Linked DNA regions of Homo sapiens: region 2 is linked to region 1. A link is an interaction called in ENCODE POLR2A ChIA-PET data of the cell type or tissue named here. Cell type or tissue: GM12878. All regions are shown on one strand. Links, peaks and the distances in the headings refer to the core of each region. The heading gives the core; the rest is flanking DNA.

Region 1 (8,817 bases), core at 1,485-6,484:
TAATAGTTTTTTTGTAGTAAGACCTAAAACTTTTAAAGCACTTGCCATGCTCCATGCACTATTTCAAGTGCCTTACACACATTTACTTAATTCTCCCAGTATGCAGTATGTACTACTAATAAGCTGCACTTTGCAGATGGAAAAAACTGAAGCCCAGAGAGGTTAAATGACTTGTCCAGAGTCACACAGCGAGAGACAGAGACAGGATGTTTTATAAATTATCAGTGCGTTTGTGACTATTTTTCTACTCTCACAACTTTTGCTTCCTTGAGTAAGCACTGATTAATGTAGATACTCTGTGACGTCTGAAAGTTACAAAGTTTTTTTTCTTTCTTCTCACAAACATCTTTTGAGGTTTGTATTGTTTGCTTTGTTTTACAGGCAAGTTAAGGTGCCTAGGGTCCTGAGAGCTGATAAATGGTAAAGCCTAGATTTAAAATTTAGACCTCTGACTCCAAGTTCTGTGCTCTTTTCCTTCCCCACAGCAGAATTCAGAATATGTTATGAGGTTAGAGTGACATCTTTTAAAGTTGGCTGAAAATTTCCTATATTTTGCTACATAATATATATTTTTAAATTTCAGTTTTATTAAAGTGTAATGTACATACATAAAATAAACTAACATTCAACAATAAAAAAGAATGATCTATGGAGACAACATGAGTGAATCTCAAAAGCATTAATCTAAGTGAAACATGTCAGACACAGAAGGCTACATACTATATGATTTGTATTTCTCTATTACAGCTTTTGCTTCCTTGAGTAAGCAGTGATTAATGTGATACCATCTATCATGCTTTATATCTAAGTGCTTTTTTTCGTGTTTTCTCTTTCCGTTCTTACAAGGATCTTTTGAGGTTTGTACTGTTTCCTATTTTAGAGATGGATTGTACCACAGTTTGTATTCACAAGTTCATAGGCCTTTGAGTTTTCAATTTCTGGCCATTATGAATGTTCATGTAAGGCCTTTGTGTGGACTTATGTTTTCATTTCTCTTGGGTAAATACCTAGAAGAGGGATTGCTGGATCATGTAGTAAGCGTATGTTTAACTTTATTAGAAATTACCAAATTATTTTCCGCAGTGGTTGTACCATTTTGCATTTCCACCAGCAATGAAGAGAATTCCAGTTGCTGGTATCTTTACCATACAAAACATTCTGTGTTTTTGAAAGCCATCCAGTAGGTGAGTAGTGATACCTGGTTGTTTTAATTTGCATCATTAGGGTTTTAACAGTTTTTTTAAAAAAATACAGTTTTGAGGTATAATTGCTGTATAACAAGCTGCACATATTTTTTAAGTGTACAATTTGAAGAGTTTTGACATATGTATATACCTGTGAAGCCACTACCATTTTCAAGATAATGAACATTTCTTTCACCCATCAAAAATTTCCTTGAGCTCCTATGTGATTCATTCCCCATGTCCCTTGGCAACTATTGCTCTGCTTTCTGTCACTATCAATTAGTTTGATTCTAGGAAATCAATTTTCTAGAATTTTATGCAGATGGACTCGTGTACTATGGATTCTGGTCTGGATTTTTCTTCACTCAAGAAAATTATTTTGAGATTCACCCAGTTTGCTGTGTGTATCAACAGTTCGTTCCTTTTTATTGCTGAGTGATATTCCATTGTGTGGATATACCACAATTAGTTTATTCAATTGTTGATTGACTTGCGAGTTTCTCTTTGTTACAGATGAAACTACTGTCTTTGTGTCTACATATGCTTTAATTTTTGTTGGTAAATACCTAAGAGGAAAATCCCTGAATCATGTGGTAGATGCATATTTAACATTTTAAGCATCTGCCAAACTTATTTCAAATGCTGGTTCAGTTTTACATCCTCACCAGCTTTGTGTGTGAGTTCCACTGGCCCTGCATTCTCAAAAACACTGGTATGACCTGACTTAGCCATTCTGTGAGATGTGTGGTGACATTTCTTTCTTTTTGGTTTTAATTTGCATTTTCCTGATGGCTAAAGATGTTGGGCATATTTTCATGAGCCTATTTACCATCTATAGATCTTTGGACAAGTCTGTTTAAATATTTTGCCTGTTTTTTTTTTTTTTTTTTTTCCTGTTAGGGTCTTGCTCTGTCACCCCAGGCTGCAGTACAGTGGCATGTTCACAGTTCACTGCAGTCGCGAACTCCCAGGCTCAAACAGGCTTCCCACTTTAGCCTCCCAAGTAGCCGTGACTACAGGTGTGTGGCACCATGCCCAGCTAATTTTGTAAACTTTTTTTGTAGAGACGGGTTCGTGCTATGTTGTCCAGGTTGGTTTTGAACTCCTGACCTCAAGTGATCCTCTTGTCTCGACTTCCTAAAACACTGGAATTACAGGTGTGAGCTACCTTGCCTAACCTATGATTTTTTTCTTTTTTATAATGTCTTTGGTTTTGGTGGAATGGAGTTGGGATGTTTTCTCTCTGCTTCAACTTTTTTTTGAGAGATTTATGTAGAATTGGTAGTAACTTCTTTACGTTTTTGGTAAAATTCACCAGTGAAGCCGCCTGGGCCAGTTTTCTTTGTGGGAAGCTTTTAAAGACAAATTCTGTTTATTTAATAGATATAGGAGTATTCAGGTTATCTGTTTATTCTTTAGCAAGCTTTGGTTATTTGTATCTTTCAAGAAATTTGTTAGAAGGGCATGGTAGCATGCACCTGTAGTCCCAGCTATTCAGGAGGCTGAGGCTAGGAGGATTGCTTGAGCCCAGGAATTAGAGGCTGCAGTGAGCTATGATTATGCTTCTGCACTCCAGCCTGGGCAACAGAGCAAGACCCTGTCTCTTAAAAAAAAAAAAAAAATTTGTCTACTTCATGTGGATTGTTGAGTTTGTTGGCATAAAGTTGTTCATAATATTTTCTATTTTCCTTTTGATGTCTTCAGGATCTGTAGTTATGTCTCTGGTTACCTTTTTGATAATTTGTTTCTTTTCTCTTTTGTTCCCATTAGTTTGGCTAGAGGATTGTCAGTTTTACTGATCTGTGCTTTTTTTTTTTTTTTTTTTTTTTTTTTTTTTTTTTTTTGAGGCAGGGTCTTGCTCTGTCTCCCAGGCTGGAGTGCAATGGCATGATCTCAGCTCGCTGCAGCCTTTGCCTCCTGGACACAAGCCTCAGCCTCCTGAGTAGCTGGGACCACAGGCACATGCCAACCACACCCGGCTAATTTTTTGTATTTTTGGTAGATATGGGGTTTCACCACGTTGCCCAGGGTGGCATTGAACTTCTAAGCTCAGATGATCTGCCTGCCTTGGCTTCCCAAAGTGCTGGGATTATAGGTGTGAGCCATTGCACCTGGACAGTTTTACTGCTCTTAAAGAACCAGGCTCTGGTTTCATTGATTTTTCTCTAACATTTTTCTGTTTTCTTTTTATTGCTTTCTGCTCTCATCTTTTTCATATCTTTTCTTCTACAAACTTTTTTTTTTTTTTTTTTTTTTTTTTTGAGATGGAGCCTTGCTCTGTCACCCAGGCTGGAATGCAGTGGCACAATCTCGGCTCACTGCAACCTCTGTCCCCAGGGTTCAAGCCATTCTCCTGCCTCAGCCTCCCCAGTAGCTGGGATTACAGGCATGCACCACCATGCCCAGCTCATTTTTGTATTTTTGGTAGAGACGGGGTTTCACCATGTTGGTCAGGCTGGTATCGAACTCCTGACCTCATTATCCGCCCGACTCTGCCTCCCAAAGTGCTGGGATTACAGGCATGAGCTACCGCGCCCGACCTCTACAAACTTTGGATTTAATTTGCTCCTCTTTACCTTCTTAGAGTGGAAGCTTATGTCATTGATGTGAGACTTTGTGTTTTTTCTGGCATTTAGTGCTGTAAGTTTTGTCTGAGCACTACTTCAGCTGTATCCCACAAATTTTGAAATTACATGTTTTCATTTTCATTCAGTACACATTTCCTGTTTGGTTTCTTTTTTCTTTTTTTGAGACGTTGTTTCACTCTCACCAAGGCTGAAGTGCAGTGTCACAAACTGCAGCCTTGACTTCCTGGGCTCCTGTAATCCTCTTACCTCAGCCTCCCTTAGTAGCTGGGACTACAGGTGCATATCACCATGCCCGGCTAGTTTTTTTAGTTTTTGTAGAGACGGGGTCTCACCAGGAGTTCAAAACTCACCAGGCTGGTCTTGAACTCTTGGCCTCAAGTGATCCTCCCACCTCCGACTCCCAAAGAGCTGGGATTACACGCGTGAGCCACCTTGTCCAGCCTGATTTTGTCTTTTGACTCCTGACTCATTTAGAAGTGTGTTGCTTAGATTCCAAAAACAATTTTGGGGTTTTTAAGATACTTTTTGAGAGTTTCTAATTTAATTTTATTGTGATTGGAGAACATACTTTGCATAATTTCAGTTCTTTTCAGTTTATTGAGGCTTGTTCCATGGCCGAGAATGTGGTATACAGGAACTTAGGTTTGTAAGAAACTACTAAACTGGCTGTGCTATTTAGCACTCTCACTAACACTATGTAAATACTCTAGTTTCTGGAATACTTGCCAGCACTGTTATTGTCTTTTTTAAAACAAAAACAAAAACAAAAACTTTATTGTAGTTGATGTGTAGTGATACCTAATTTGGGCTTTAGTTTACATTATTGATTTTTATTCTTGTTAAAATCAATTTGAATAAAACTTACAAATCGTGGATTTTTTTTTTCCAGTAGATGACAAAATGTGCTGAGGGATTGGTAATAGTTCATCATTTGTATGCTGCGTAAGTGCTACTTTTCAGTTTTCTTTTTTTTTTTTTTTTTTTTTTGAGACGGAGTCTCACTCTGTCGCCTAGGCTGGAGTGCAGTGGTGCAGTCTTGGCTCACTGCAACCTCTGCCTCCTGGGTTCAAGCGATTCTCCTGCCTCAGCCTCCCTAGTAGCTGGGATTACAGGCACCCACCACCACGCCTGGCTAATTTCTGTATTTTTAGTAGAGTGAGGTTTCACCATGTTGGTCAGGCTGGTCTGGAACTGCCGACCTTGTGATCCGCCCACCTCTGCCTCCCAGAGTGCTGGGATTACAGGTGTGAGCCACTGCGCCCGGCTAATTTTCAGTTTTCTAAGAGTTTGAATGTTTGTTTGCTTTTTAGTATTTACTTTTTTTTTTTTTTGAGACAGAGTCTTGCTCTGTCACCCAGGCTGGAGTGCAGTTGCGCGATCTCGGCTCACTGCAACCTCCGCCTCCCAGGTTCAAGCGATTCTCCTGCCTTGAGTAGCTGGGATTACAGGCATGCCACCATGGCCAGCTAATTTTTGTATTTTTAGTAGAGATGGGGTTTCACCATGTTGGTCAGGCTGTTCTTGAACTCCTACCTCGTGATCCACCCACCTCATCCTCCCAAAGTGCTGGGATGACTGGCGTGAGCCACCGTGCCTGGCCAATATTTACTTGTTTTTTGTTTTTTTTGGTTTTGTTTTTTTTTTTGAAATGGAGTCTTGCTGTGTTGCCCAGGCTGGAGGTGCAGTGGTGCGATCTCGGCTCACTGGAAGCTCCACCTCCCTGGTTCACACCATTCTCCTGCCTCAGCCTCCTGAGTAGCTGGGACTACAGGTACCCACCACCATGCCCAGCTAATTTTTTTGCATTTTTAGTAGAGACGGTTTCACCGTGGGAGCCAGGATGGTCTTGATCTCCTGACCTTGTGATCCGCCCACCTCAGCCTCCCAAAGTGCTGGGATTACAGGCGTGAGCCACCGCGCCTGGCCCTATATCTACTTTTAAAGAGGATTTGTAAGAGCTTCATGAGGATTTTAGTTACTTGTGGCTTTTGAGTAGATGGGTATAAGGTGATTTAAATTGTATACTACAGTGTCTTTAGTGAAATATATATAACATGAAATTTACTGTTTTAACCATTTTTGAGTGCACAGTTCTGTGGCATCAAATAAATTAACTTTGTTGTCCAGCCATCACCACCCTTCATCTCCAGAACTTTTTCATCTTTCTAAACTGAAACTCCATACCCATTAAGCAGTAACTTCCTGTTGCTGTCTTTCTCCATCCCTTGGTAACCACCATTCTGCTTTCTGTCTTTATGAATTTGACTACTCTAGGTACCTTATATACATGAAATCATATAATGTTTGCCCTTTGTGACTGGCGATTTCCCTAAGCATAAATAGTCTTCAGAGTTCATTCACATTGTACTGTCAGAATTTCCTTCCTTTTTAAGGCTGAATAATATTTTATGTATGTATCACATTTTGTTTATTCGTCCATTGATGGATATTTAGTTTGCTTCCACTTTTTGACTATTGTGATTAATGCTGCTGTGAACATGGATATACAAATATCTGTTTGACTTTCTGCTTTCAATTCTTGTGGGTGTATACCCAGAAGTGGAATTGCTGGATAATGTGGTAATTGTATTTTCAGTTTCCTTGAGGAACTACCATACCATTTTCCCTAGTGGCTGTACCACTTTACATTTCCACCAGCAGTGCACAAGAGTTTTAGTTTCTCCACATCCTCACAAACATTTGTTATTTATTTAGTTATATTTATTTATTTGAGACAGGGTCTCACTCTGTTGCTGAGGTTGGAATGCAGTGGCACAGTCACAGCCCACTGCAGCCTCAACTTCCAGGCTTGAGCGATTCTTTCACTTCAGCCTACTGCGTAGCTAGGGCTACAGGCATGTGCCACCAATCCTTGGCTATTTTTTAAATTTTTGTTTGTAGAGACGGGGCCTCGTTATGTTACTCAGGCTGGTCTTGAACTCCAGGGCTCAAGTGATCCTCCTGCCTCGGCCTCCCAAATTACTGGGATTACAGATATGAGCCACTGTACTTGGTCTATTTTTTAATTTAAAAAAAATGATAGCCGTCCTGTTGGGTGTGAAGTGGTATCTCATTGGTGTGTGTGTGTGTGTGTGTGTGTGTGTGTGTGTGTGTGTGTGTGATTTCCCTAATGATCAGTAATATTCAGCATCTTTGCAGGTTCTTACTGGCCGCTTATATACAGATGCTCCTTAATTTATGATGGTATTATGTTCTCATAAACTGATCATAAGTCAAAAATGTTGTGAGTCAAAAATGCATTTAAATTAGCCTGAGCAACATAGCAAGACCCTCATCTCTAAAAAGATTAAAAATTAGCTAGGTGTGGTGGTACGTACCTGTAGTCCTAGCTACTCAGGAGGCTGAGACAGGAAGATTTCTTGAACCCAGGAGTTTAAGGCTGCAGTGAGCTATGATGGTACCACTGCACTCCAGCCTAAGTGACAGAATGAGACCCCCATCTCTCAAAAGAAAAAAAAAAAAGGTATTTGATATTCCAATAAACCCACCATAAAGTCAGGAAATTGTAACTGGAACCATTGCAAGTTGGGAACCGTCTGTATCTTCTTTTGAAAAATGTCTGTCAGGTTCTTTGCCCACCATGACTCTTGATATCCCAATGTTTATTTGAAGTAAACTGGCATAATTTAAACATTATAGAGTGTTTTCTCCTTTTTTTGGGTGAGTTACTGATGTCTGACACTAGAACTTTGCAGTGGCCAGACTTAAATAATTGCTGCACTAACAGATGTATTTGCCTTTGTTTTGTGGATTATATCTTTTTAAAACATGGGGGATTGGTAAACACATGCAAGTAATTGAATGTAAGTGATATTTAGAAGATTTTCTTTAAGAGAGTAATGTGTATAGTTTCAGAATACCTGAATGGGTTGGGGAGGAGAAGATACCTGGGTAGCCAGTAGTGTTGTGAAGTGAATGTTTTTCTTCTAGAATAAGTTGTTAGGAGATCGAAAGTTTCATTGAACTTTTATAAAGACTAGGGTAATGATTTCTTTTCTTTTTTATTTTTTTGAGACTAAGTCTTGCTCTGTTGGAGTGCTGGAGTGCAGTGGTGCGATCTTGGCTCACTGCAACCTCTGCCTCCTGTTCAAGATATTCTCCTGCCTCAGTCTCCCGAGTAGCTGGGATTACAGGCACGTGCTACCACGCCTGGCTAATTTTTATATTTTTAGTAGAGACGAGGTTTCACCGTGTTAACCAGCATGGTCTCGATTTCCTGACCTCATGATCTGCCCGCCTCAGCCCCCCAAAGTGCTGGGATTAACAGGTGTGAGCCATCGCGCCCGGCCTGGGATTATTAATTTTAAACAAGTACTTTAAAAAATACTCGGAGGATTTGATGCGAAGTTCAGTGCTTAAACTGGAAAAGTTTCTTAATATTTTATATGTTTGAAGCTATATTAACATTTTATAGTTCACAATATTAGCATTGCTAAATAGGTTATACGTATCTGGATTGGACTTAAATTGTAAGCTCACTAATTAAGATACATTATGTTTCGGCTGGGCGTGGTGGCTCACACCTGTAATCCCAGCACTTTGGGAGGCCAAGGCGGGCGGATCACAAGGTCAGGAATTCCAGACCAGCCTGGCCAACATGGTGAAACCCCATCTGTACTAAAACTACAAAAATTAGCTAGATGTGGTGGCGGGCACCTGTAGTCCCAGCTGCTTGGGAGGCTGAGGCAGGAGAATCGCTTGAACCCGGGTGGCAGAGATTGCAGTGAGCCAAGATGGCGCCACTGCACTCCAGCCTGCGTGACAGAGGGAGACTCCATCTCCAAAAAAAAGATACATTATGTTTCTTTAACGTTTTGTTTACCTGTTTACTTTTTTTGATATACCTCTTAAACAGATTGGTTGGTTAAAACGGATGTCCTGGGGGAGAAAGACAACATTTGCTGAACTGTTTAAGTTTTGGTAGGCTTCTTGGTAGTTTAAATGGGAAGAAAATTTTAAAAATTGGCAGATAGAAAGGAGGAGGCTTTTAGATTAAAAAATAGCGTGATAGGAAATTTGAATCT
Region 2 (8,817 bases), core at 2,301-7,300, 130 kb before region 1:
GAACAGTTAACCTTTAGGTAAGCTGATAAGCATTTTAGTTGTTTTTTGGTTGGTTGGTTGTTTTTTTGAGATTTTTTTTTTTTTTTGAGATATTTTTGAGTTTTGCTCTTGTTGCCCAGGCTGGAGTGCAGTGGGGTGATCTTGGCACACTGCAACCTCCGCCTCCCGGGTTCAAACGATTCTCCTGCCTCAGCCGCCCCAGTAGCTGGGATTACAGGCACGCGCTACCACGCCCAGCTAATTTTTGTATTTTTAGTAGAGATGGGTTTCACCATGTTGGCTAGGGCGGTCTCGAACTCCTGACCTAAGGTGATCCACCTGTCTTGGCCTCCCAAAGTGCTGGGATCACAGGCATGAGCCACCACGCCTGGCCTGGTTTTTTTTTTTTTTTTTTAACGTGTAACCAAAAATACATTACAACTGAATAACATAGCCTTAAAAAATGAAAGGCAACATGTTTTGGTTCATTGTTTTCAGAAACTAGTTTCTTGCATATAGTAACGACATTAATTATTGAGGTCTCATATTTTTGTTCAGTTTTTTAAATGAATTATTTCATTTTGTAAAAGGTTATAAGAGCAGCCAGGAGGAGCGGAATTGGAAAATCTGTGGGTAAAATCTTCTCGGTTTGGTTTTTTCATTTTACTGGTTCCTAATCCTGATTCATAATGAACAGTTTAGGAGAGAATTGCTGCAATGCAGCATTTAAAACTAAATTTTTAAAAACATGATTTAAGAACATTTTGTATACAATCTTCTATTTAGATCAAAATTGAAAGAATATTGTAGTTTATGATGTTAGAAGCATAATCAGTGCTCATGGAGAAAGTAATTTTTAAGGATTCTGATTTTCTTATAACTTGAGTTTTTAATACTTTGTCTAAACTTTTTTCCTGCTACTCATGTAATCAGTGATTTTAATATGACACCATGGCAGGCAAATCTTTCATAGTGTTTCTGTGTATGCTGTACAGCCTTTAATACAGAATTTATTTTTAATTAAGTGCTTGGTGAAGTGCTATAAATGTAACATCGAATGAAATGAATTATTTTATGAAAGTCTTTAAGCGATATACATATAAACTATTTGCTTTAAATTAGAGAACTTGTTACCGCAAAGCAAGGAGGACAGGGAAACAGTTTATGTCTTTGAAATGAGCTTGCTGGAAACACCAGAAAAAAATCAGTAGAAAAAATTAGGAGCTTGCTAAAAACACCAGGAAGAAAAATCAATAAAAAAATTACATCTATCTATTTATGAATCATGAAAGTAGAATATGGTTATTTGCATCATTAAGTATCTTTACAAATCATTATTCCTTATATGGTACACCGTAAAGGCTGCCAAAAACAAGCTGTGGTAGTTCCGAGAAATTAGAAGAGAATAAAACTAATTAGATAATCTTGCCCAGTTCCTTGCCTAAGCAAAACAACATTCTCGCTTTTCAAGTGAATGATTTGGTGTTTGAACCTTCTTGATTACCTTAAGAGGGAAAAATGAAGGAGAGGAGGGAACCATCATCACATACCTTTACAGTTGTGGAATGTTAGCCCACTATAGTGTTTAACTAAGGAAAATCTAATATAATACACTCCCAAGTGATCTGAAATGATCCGCTATTCAGAATTCCAGAGAAAGACATATCCCTGCCAGAAGGGTGTCCTTCATAACCAAATTTGGTCTTCAGTCTGGTCGGTGCATACTCAAACAGGAATCACTTCCCTTAAGGAACCTAAGGTATGCAGTTGAGATCAACTTATTCCTTTTTGATTTGTCCCCTTAAAGCATCAATCAGACGTGAATGCATCTTGTGACTTGGAGTTACTAGTAATATTGAAATCTGAAACTTGGGGGATCTTTGAAGACACATGGGATTAAAAGCTGCATAATGTACATTTCGAGGCTAAAAACCAGGTTTGAAAAATACAGATGTCCAGATGAGTTTTTCTTTAATTTATTTGAAAAATAGAGATATGCCTTAATTATAGACCATTAGAAATAATTTTTGTGTTTCACAGAGTCTTGATTTTCATTCCAGGAAGCCAGAGTCAGTAATTTATGGCTAGATCTTTAATTAAAACATTTGCCTTACTTAGTATTACAAAATCATCATTTGGTTTTGCAATCAAGATAAGACTGTTTTGTCAACTTAATGCTAAGCACTTAATTTTTATTTAACAATAACTTCTAGAAAGATAATCACTCCAGTCTCAATTATTTTTATGTTTGTGTGTTACCTTTTAATAGTTGCCATTTATATTATTTTAGTAAGGTTGTAGTGGTAGTTTATATATTTGCTTGGAGTTGATAACTAGAGTAAGCAGCTTCATAAAGTACTTCTGAAGGCAGGCTTTACTATTAAAACTGTTTACTATTATGAAGCTGTTTACATTATTTCTGGCATATCTCTTGGTAAATGGTTTAGGGGCACTATTTTCTATTGATGTAAAAATTGAGGCCAGGCATGGTGGATCACGCCTGTAATCCCAGCACTTTGGGAGGCTGAGGCAGGTGGATCACTGGAGGTCAGGAGTTTGAGACCAGCCTGGCCAACATGGCAAAACCTCATCTCTACTAAAAATACAAAAATTAGCCAGGCGTGGTGGCACATGCCTGTGGTCCCAGCTACTCAGGAGTATATTTGTAGATACATATAAAATTCTCTTGACATTACTTGATCACTTATATTAGATCCAAGTGTATAACTTAACTTAGTATTCAGGTTTTTATCTGGCCTTATCCTCTATTACTCTTTGAACCCTACAGTCTGTACTAATTATTTCTAAAATTGTGTTACTCATCTACAATATCTCATATCTTTATAGTCACTAAATGAATGTCTGCTGGATAAATGAGGGAAAATTACTTTCTTTTTGCATAGAAAAAACTATTAGTATGGTTTGTTTTTGGGTGGCGATTGTTATTTTGATTGTACTTAACGTTTGTTTTCAGAATTGTTCACCATGAATATATCTTGTGTCAGCAGTAAAATAATAGATTTCTTTTAGTCACACCTGTAGAATTGAATGTTAATTGTTTCAGTAGCATCTGAGAAAAGGATACGTTCACATATGTCACAACTAAAGAATAATCAGACATCGATGCCTATTTTAAATTGATGCCAAAGTGAGATCAGCTTCTTGTATCTGTCAGTAATGCTTTCAGCTTTAGAGGAAAAACCAACAGCTAATAGTGGCTTAAATAAATAAGAGGATGTTTTTCTCACATAACAAAAAGCCTGGATATAGGCCCTTCACGGTTCCTCACTCTGTTATACTTTGTCGTCCTTAGCTGTTGCTTTTCATCATCCTGTTTGTCGTATTTGCAAGATGGATGCTACAGCTCCAGGCATTCATTCCAGGAAGGAGAAAGGGCAGTTTTAGCTGAGATGGTCCTTTTTATCAGGATAACAACACCCTTCTCAGAGACCTCGAACAGACCGCCACTTCATATTATTCAGAGCTTGGTCATGTGACTACTAGTTGCAGGGAGACTAGGCTAACAGGTATTTGGCTTTCCGGCCTATTTATTGGGAGGTAGCAAGGGAAAGGGGAATTGGGAATGGCTTTAGGAGTGTCTGGTTCATTGTTACTTTTATTTCAGACTTTGAAGTGGGGATGTGGAGGGTAGTAGGTCTTTTTCAGCTAAGACTTAGGAAGTGTTTTCTAATGTTAAGGGCTTTTTCTGGGGTCATGATTGTTTTGTGTTTTAGGGCCCAACTTCCTTCCTTTCCTTTAGGAGAAACTAGAGAGCAGGCAGATACTTGCAAATACCTAGAACCCCTTGCCTCTTATTTTTGGATACCTACTCTTTCTCCTAGATTATTAAAATTGTTCCTGCAAGCATTTAAACTACCTCAGGTCTTACAAGTCTTAAAAAAAAAATAACTTTCTTAGACATACAGCAGATTTTCTGCACCACTTGGTTACCTCCCATTCTTTTTCAATCCATTCCAATCTGACCTTTGTCATTGAGTACTTTTTAGTTTTGTCTTGGCCTCACAACTGTATTTGACATAATCACTCCCTCCTTGAAAATTATTATTTTTTGACTTGCATGGACACCACTGATTTTTTTTTTTTGTTCAATACCCCTGGCTCCTTCTCAGACTATATTAGTGGTTCTCTGAGAGTGGTCCATGGAGTCCCCAGTATCATTTCTGGGGTCCAGAAGATCAAAGCTGTTTTCAGAATAAGATGATGTCTTTTTAACCGTTTTGATATTTGCATTTGATCCTTGCTCCTTGTACTTCAACTTAACAACTTCCATTGGTTTCTTGAATGCTACACTGTTCTTTCTGCCTTAGGATCTTTAAGTATCCTCCCAGTGCCTAGACTACTTTCCTACACGAAACCTTTTTCACCCTTCATGACTAATACTGGGGAGAGTGATGATGAGTTAGTTGCTGCGTATTTTTCAGTTCTTAAATATTCTTTCTCCAAGGGTGTTTCCGTGATATTCTGCTTTCCCGTAGACTTAGGTTCTCCTCCTATATTCTCTCATTGCACTTTCATAGCACTCAATTGCATGAGTCAGAATTCTGGTCACTTAATTTTTTAATGTCTGCCCCACTATTATTTATGCTCCACTAAAGCAGAGAGGGAATCTCTTGGTTATCATTCTAGCATGTCATCTCACATTCCATAAGTATTTGTTAAATGAAAGAATGGTTGAAAAGCTGTTGCAGGACAGGCATGGTGGTTCACACCTGTAATCCGAGCACTTGGGGAGGCTGAGGCAGGAGGATCTCTTGAGCCCAGAAGTTCAAGACAAGCCTGGGCAACATAGCATGGTGGCACATGCCTCTAGTCCCAGCTGCTCAGGAGGCTAAGGTGGGAGGATTTCTTGAGCCCAGGAGGTTGAGGCTGCAGTAAGCAGTGATTGTGCCACTGCACTCCAGCCTGGGTGACAGAACCGAGACCCTGTCTCAAAAATAAATAAATAGGTATTTAAAAAAATAAAAATCACTCAGCAATATTTGGCTGCCATAGTAGTGCTAATTATAATTACTGGGAATTATAATTGTAATTACTGGGCCCTGGGAATGCAGCAAAGACTAAAGACCATTCTTGTTTTCCTGGAGTTTATTCTAATGGATTTGTGCATGGTGATCCCTTCTACTTCAAAGATTCAATGATACCAAATTATGCATACTAGGTATACTATTTTGAGGATTAAATATATTATATGATGGCATCTGTAAAGGTTAGAAATGTTCATTTACCTTTAATTTGTATAGTTGAAACACTTTTTTGTTTTTCAGTCCAAGCCTTATGCATTTGATCGGGTGTTCCAGTCAAGCACATCTCAAGAGCAAGTGTATAATGACTGTGCAAAGAAGATTGTTAAAGGTAAATATATTCAACCTGCTGAGTTGTCTCAGCAATAAGTAAATAAGTTTGTGATCTTTTCTACTTACTCAGCTTCCTTTTTTCATTTTAATGCCCCTTTCTTCTAAGTTAATTGCAGAAGAAAGTTGTTTAAATAATAAAAAGGTCAAACACAATTAGTAAATATTCTATTGCTCAAATTCCATGATCTAATTATATACAGTACCTAATTAAGGTTATTATGAGAACTATGTTACACACTTATTCTTAAGAGATGCATTTCTGTTAGATATTCCCAGGAGAGTTTCCAAGGTGGCAGTTCTAGAAAGAGAACAGTATGAGAATGAAAACAAAAGGGCTAGACACATTTCTAAAAAGTAGTGGAAAATGGCAGTCTATCATTCTTCCATTCCATTGTTATTCCTTCCCCAAAGACTTACCTATCCCTTGAGGAATTTAACAAGGGTTGCCAAGGGTGAGAAAAGTATGTACATTCCAGTTAATACTATAACTTATACAAGAATATTTATAACTTTATATATTCTAAAACCATTGAATTTTAAAGCTGAGAGAGTGCTCATTGTTTATCTGGAGTTACTTCCAGTTACTGTAGAAATCTGTTTAATCAAAGGAATGGCTGTTACTTTGTGATATGATTTATTTCATTTTTTGACAGCTGTAGTTGTTACAAAGTGCTTCTTAGATTGAGGCAAAATCTGTGTTGTGGCATTCACCACATTAAAAGAATTGGGATTCAGTATAAAAATAGGTGGATTAGGATAGCATAGGAGCACAGATGCTCATCCTAGTAACAGGAGATAAAGTGGAGTTATAGAAGGTTTATAGATGAGGTGAGGGAGGGAAAATGTGTATGTACTCATTATATCAATTTCATATTGTCTAATACAGGGAGCAAAGTCATCATGGAGATGAGGAAGGGGGAAGAGGTTCTAGGAAAAGGCATGAAATGGATGGATTCAGGCAGTGTGAGAGTATTGCCAGGCAGTATTAAGGGCCCACTCAAGGTTAGCTGCTGAAAGAGTTGAATTTTTGCCCATTTGGAGTTTTGCTAGGTGAGTACAAAAGAGGGAAGTGGGGGACAAGAGAATTGAGGATATAGTCAAAGGAGTGATTATAATGGTGGACCATGGGATCTAAGGTGGTTAAGTTACAGGAAGAAGGATATGAGGGAGGCTGAAGGGCAGTGAAAAAAGGTGGTAACATTAGTGGGTTGTAGATCTCAGTGGGGTCAAAGATTTGTTGGAATCAGGGTACTGGACGGAGTAATAGAAGGTGAATACAGACAGTCCCTGACTTAGAACAACTTAAAATTGTTCGACTTTACGATGGTGCAAAAGCAATACACATTCAATAGAAATATTCAATAGAAATATTTCTAGTACCTGTACAACCATTCTGTTTTTCACTTTCAGTATAGTATTCAATAAATCATATGAAATATTTAACACTTTATTATAAAATAGGCTTTGTGTTAGATGGTTTTGCTGAACTGTAGATCAGTGTACGTGTTCTGAGCACATTTAAAGTAGGCTAGGCTAAGCCATGGTGTTTGGTAGGTTAGATGTGTTTGATGCATTTTCAGCTTAGGGTATTTTCAACTTACAGAACATTTATCAGGAAGTAACCCCATCGTAAGTTGATTAGTATCTCTACTTGAAATTGAGATTATGGAAGCAATGCAGTTAGTAATGAAAAGGTAAAGGTGTTGTCATGGAGTTGACTTCCGAGGTAGTAAAGAAAGGATAAGGCCAGACATGGTGGGTCACACCTGTAATTCCAGCACTTTGGGAGGCTGAGGTGGGAGGATTGCTTGAGGCCAGGAGTTTGAGACCAGCCTGGGCAACAGCGAGACCCCATCTCTGTTTTTAAAATAAAAATGAAGAAAGAATAAGATCGCAGAAAATTTGGTCAAGGAGCTGAGAGGCCAGGTTATTTTAGTGGGATTATCTGCTACAGACTTTGAAACCACCAGTACTGTTTTATTACAACAGTAATGGTATTGGTGAGAGAGAGTGAACTGGGTACTGACATCTTCATAAAATGAAGGGGAATTAACACTTGTAATTGTGTAAATGACTGCAACAAAGAGGAACAGGGTCATCATGTTGTAAGCATCATGTGGTTTTCCAGAGGGATCGATCATAGAACACAATTTTACTACATTCTTTGATTGAGACATACTTCTGTCTCATCAGTACAGTTTAAGATTACATTAGCTTTCTAACCAATAGAAAGTTACCGATTCATGAATTCATGGGCAATTTGAATATACAGGTCTTTTTTGTATCTCTTGCCGCCAGCTTTAAGCCCCATTCCATACTTGCACTTTGGAGAGCAAACCTTTAAAGTGCAGATTCCATTTTGTTCATTTTAGCTCTTAATCATATTTTGAGTTTTATACTGGGGATCTAGTAAGTTGGCTGTCAGCACATTTGATAAGTCTATTAAAGTGTCAAAGGTTTTGAAGTTTGAAAAATATGATTCTAAACCATTTATAAAGTGCTTAATGGGTCATGGTCCCTAGGTTAATCTTCTAAAATGAATAAGATTGTTGGCAGTTATTTCAATCACACTGTTTGGGTATTCAGCCAACTTCAGAGCCTCTTACCTATACGATTGGCTAGTCCTTAGTTTGTCAACATACTCACAAGAAAATGATGAAAAACTTGAATCCTTTTATCAAGTGATGGTGCATGACTCTAGTATTTGCCCAAAGTACCAGTTGAATAACCATATCCAAACAGGAAATGAGGTTAGTTCAACCATAGTCTTTACTTAATAAAATTTTGGTATACTTATTTCCATAATCTATCCCTTTTCCCATTTTGAAAATGTAAATAACATTAGTGTCTTCTATTACCTTTGTTCTCTTTGGCTTTTAAAAGTAACCTACAGTAGCTGTGAGATTTTTATCCCTGGAACGTAATCCTCCTTAGTAACTAGAAACTTGGGCTCATTTGAAGCCATTCTTTTGCTATCGTACTATCCACATAAACCTTAAAGTCCCTTTCAACAATGTTTATTCTGTTGTTCTGTTTTGAGGATCATATTTGTGGAAGATGGTAGTAAATAGAAGTACCTCTGTTTTAATATCATCAGTTAATATTTTCTGGTCTTTCCTAAGCAATGCAGGTTCATTCATTCATTATTTTTTTTCTGAATATGACTTTAAAAGTTCTTTTTAGGGCCTTAGTTTTTATTTTGTTTTGGTCTTAAAGTTACTTATCCTGGACTTTTATCTTTCTCATGCTGTTCTCGTGAGTTCTGTCTCTTCTCTTGTATATCCTTAGTTACACAGTCTCTTAATAATAGGCTGATACTCAGAGTTTTTCAAAATCTATTGTTTTTTAAGTGGTACCTAACCTTAAGGAAAAGAAAAAGATGAAGTCTGTTTTCCTGACGTTTAGGATACATGCATCTATTACTTTTGTTCTGTTTTATTACTATTTGCAGTTCTAAGATGAA

What was found. ChIA-PET counts read pairs that join two places held together with the same protein. Peaks named below come from ENCODE experiments on the same cell type or tissue, not always from the same donor. Only the 100,000 strongest peaks of a DNase experiment are listed, where the experiment ranks them.
Region 2: POLR2A ChIA-PET joins it to region 1 with 5 read pairs; 10 of 35 experiments call an interaction of 5 or more read pairs at or near these places.

What each region holds. Positions count from the first base shown.
Region 1 is chr10:31,916,392-31,925,208 of GRCh38, reverse strand. The region is part of intron 1 of ARHGAP12 (Rho GTPase activating protein 12); the gene reads left to right. LOC107984219 (a long non-coding RNA gene) reads right to left here and starts at 2,357. Exons shown (of 3, transcript XR_001747415.2): 1 at 1-2,357. In GM12878, for the core only: no CTCF peak of the experiment used is centred there; a DNase peak (open chromatin) is centred at 3,921; H3K4me3 peaks cover 685 bases; H3K27ac peaks cover 1,329 bases.
Region 2 is chr10:32,044,999-32,053,815 of GRCh38, reverse strand. It overlaps KIF5B (kinesin family member 5B), which reads left to right. Exons shown (of 26, transcript NM_004521.3): 2 at 5,265-5,352. Among named protein-coding and RNA genes, the nearest start is that of KIF5B, 7.0 kb to the left of the region's middle. RefSeq lists an enhancer at 4,495-5,694. In GM12878, for the core only: no CTCF peak of the experiment used is centred there; no DNase peak of the experiment used is centred there; H3K4me3 peaks cover 847 bases.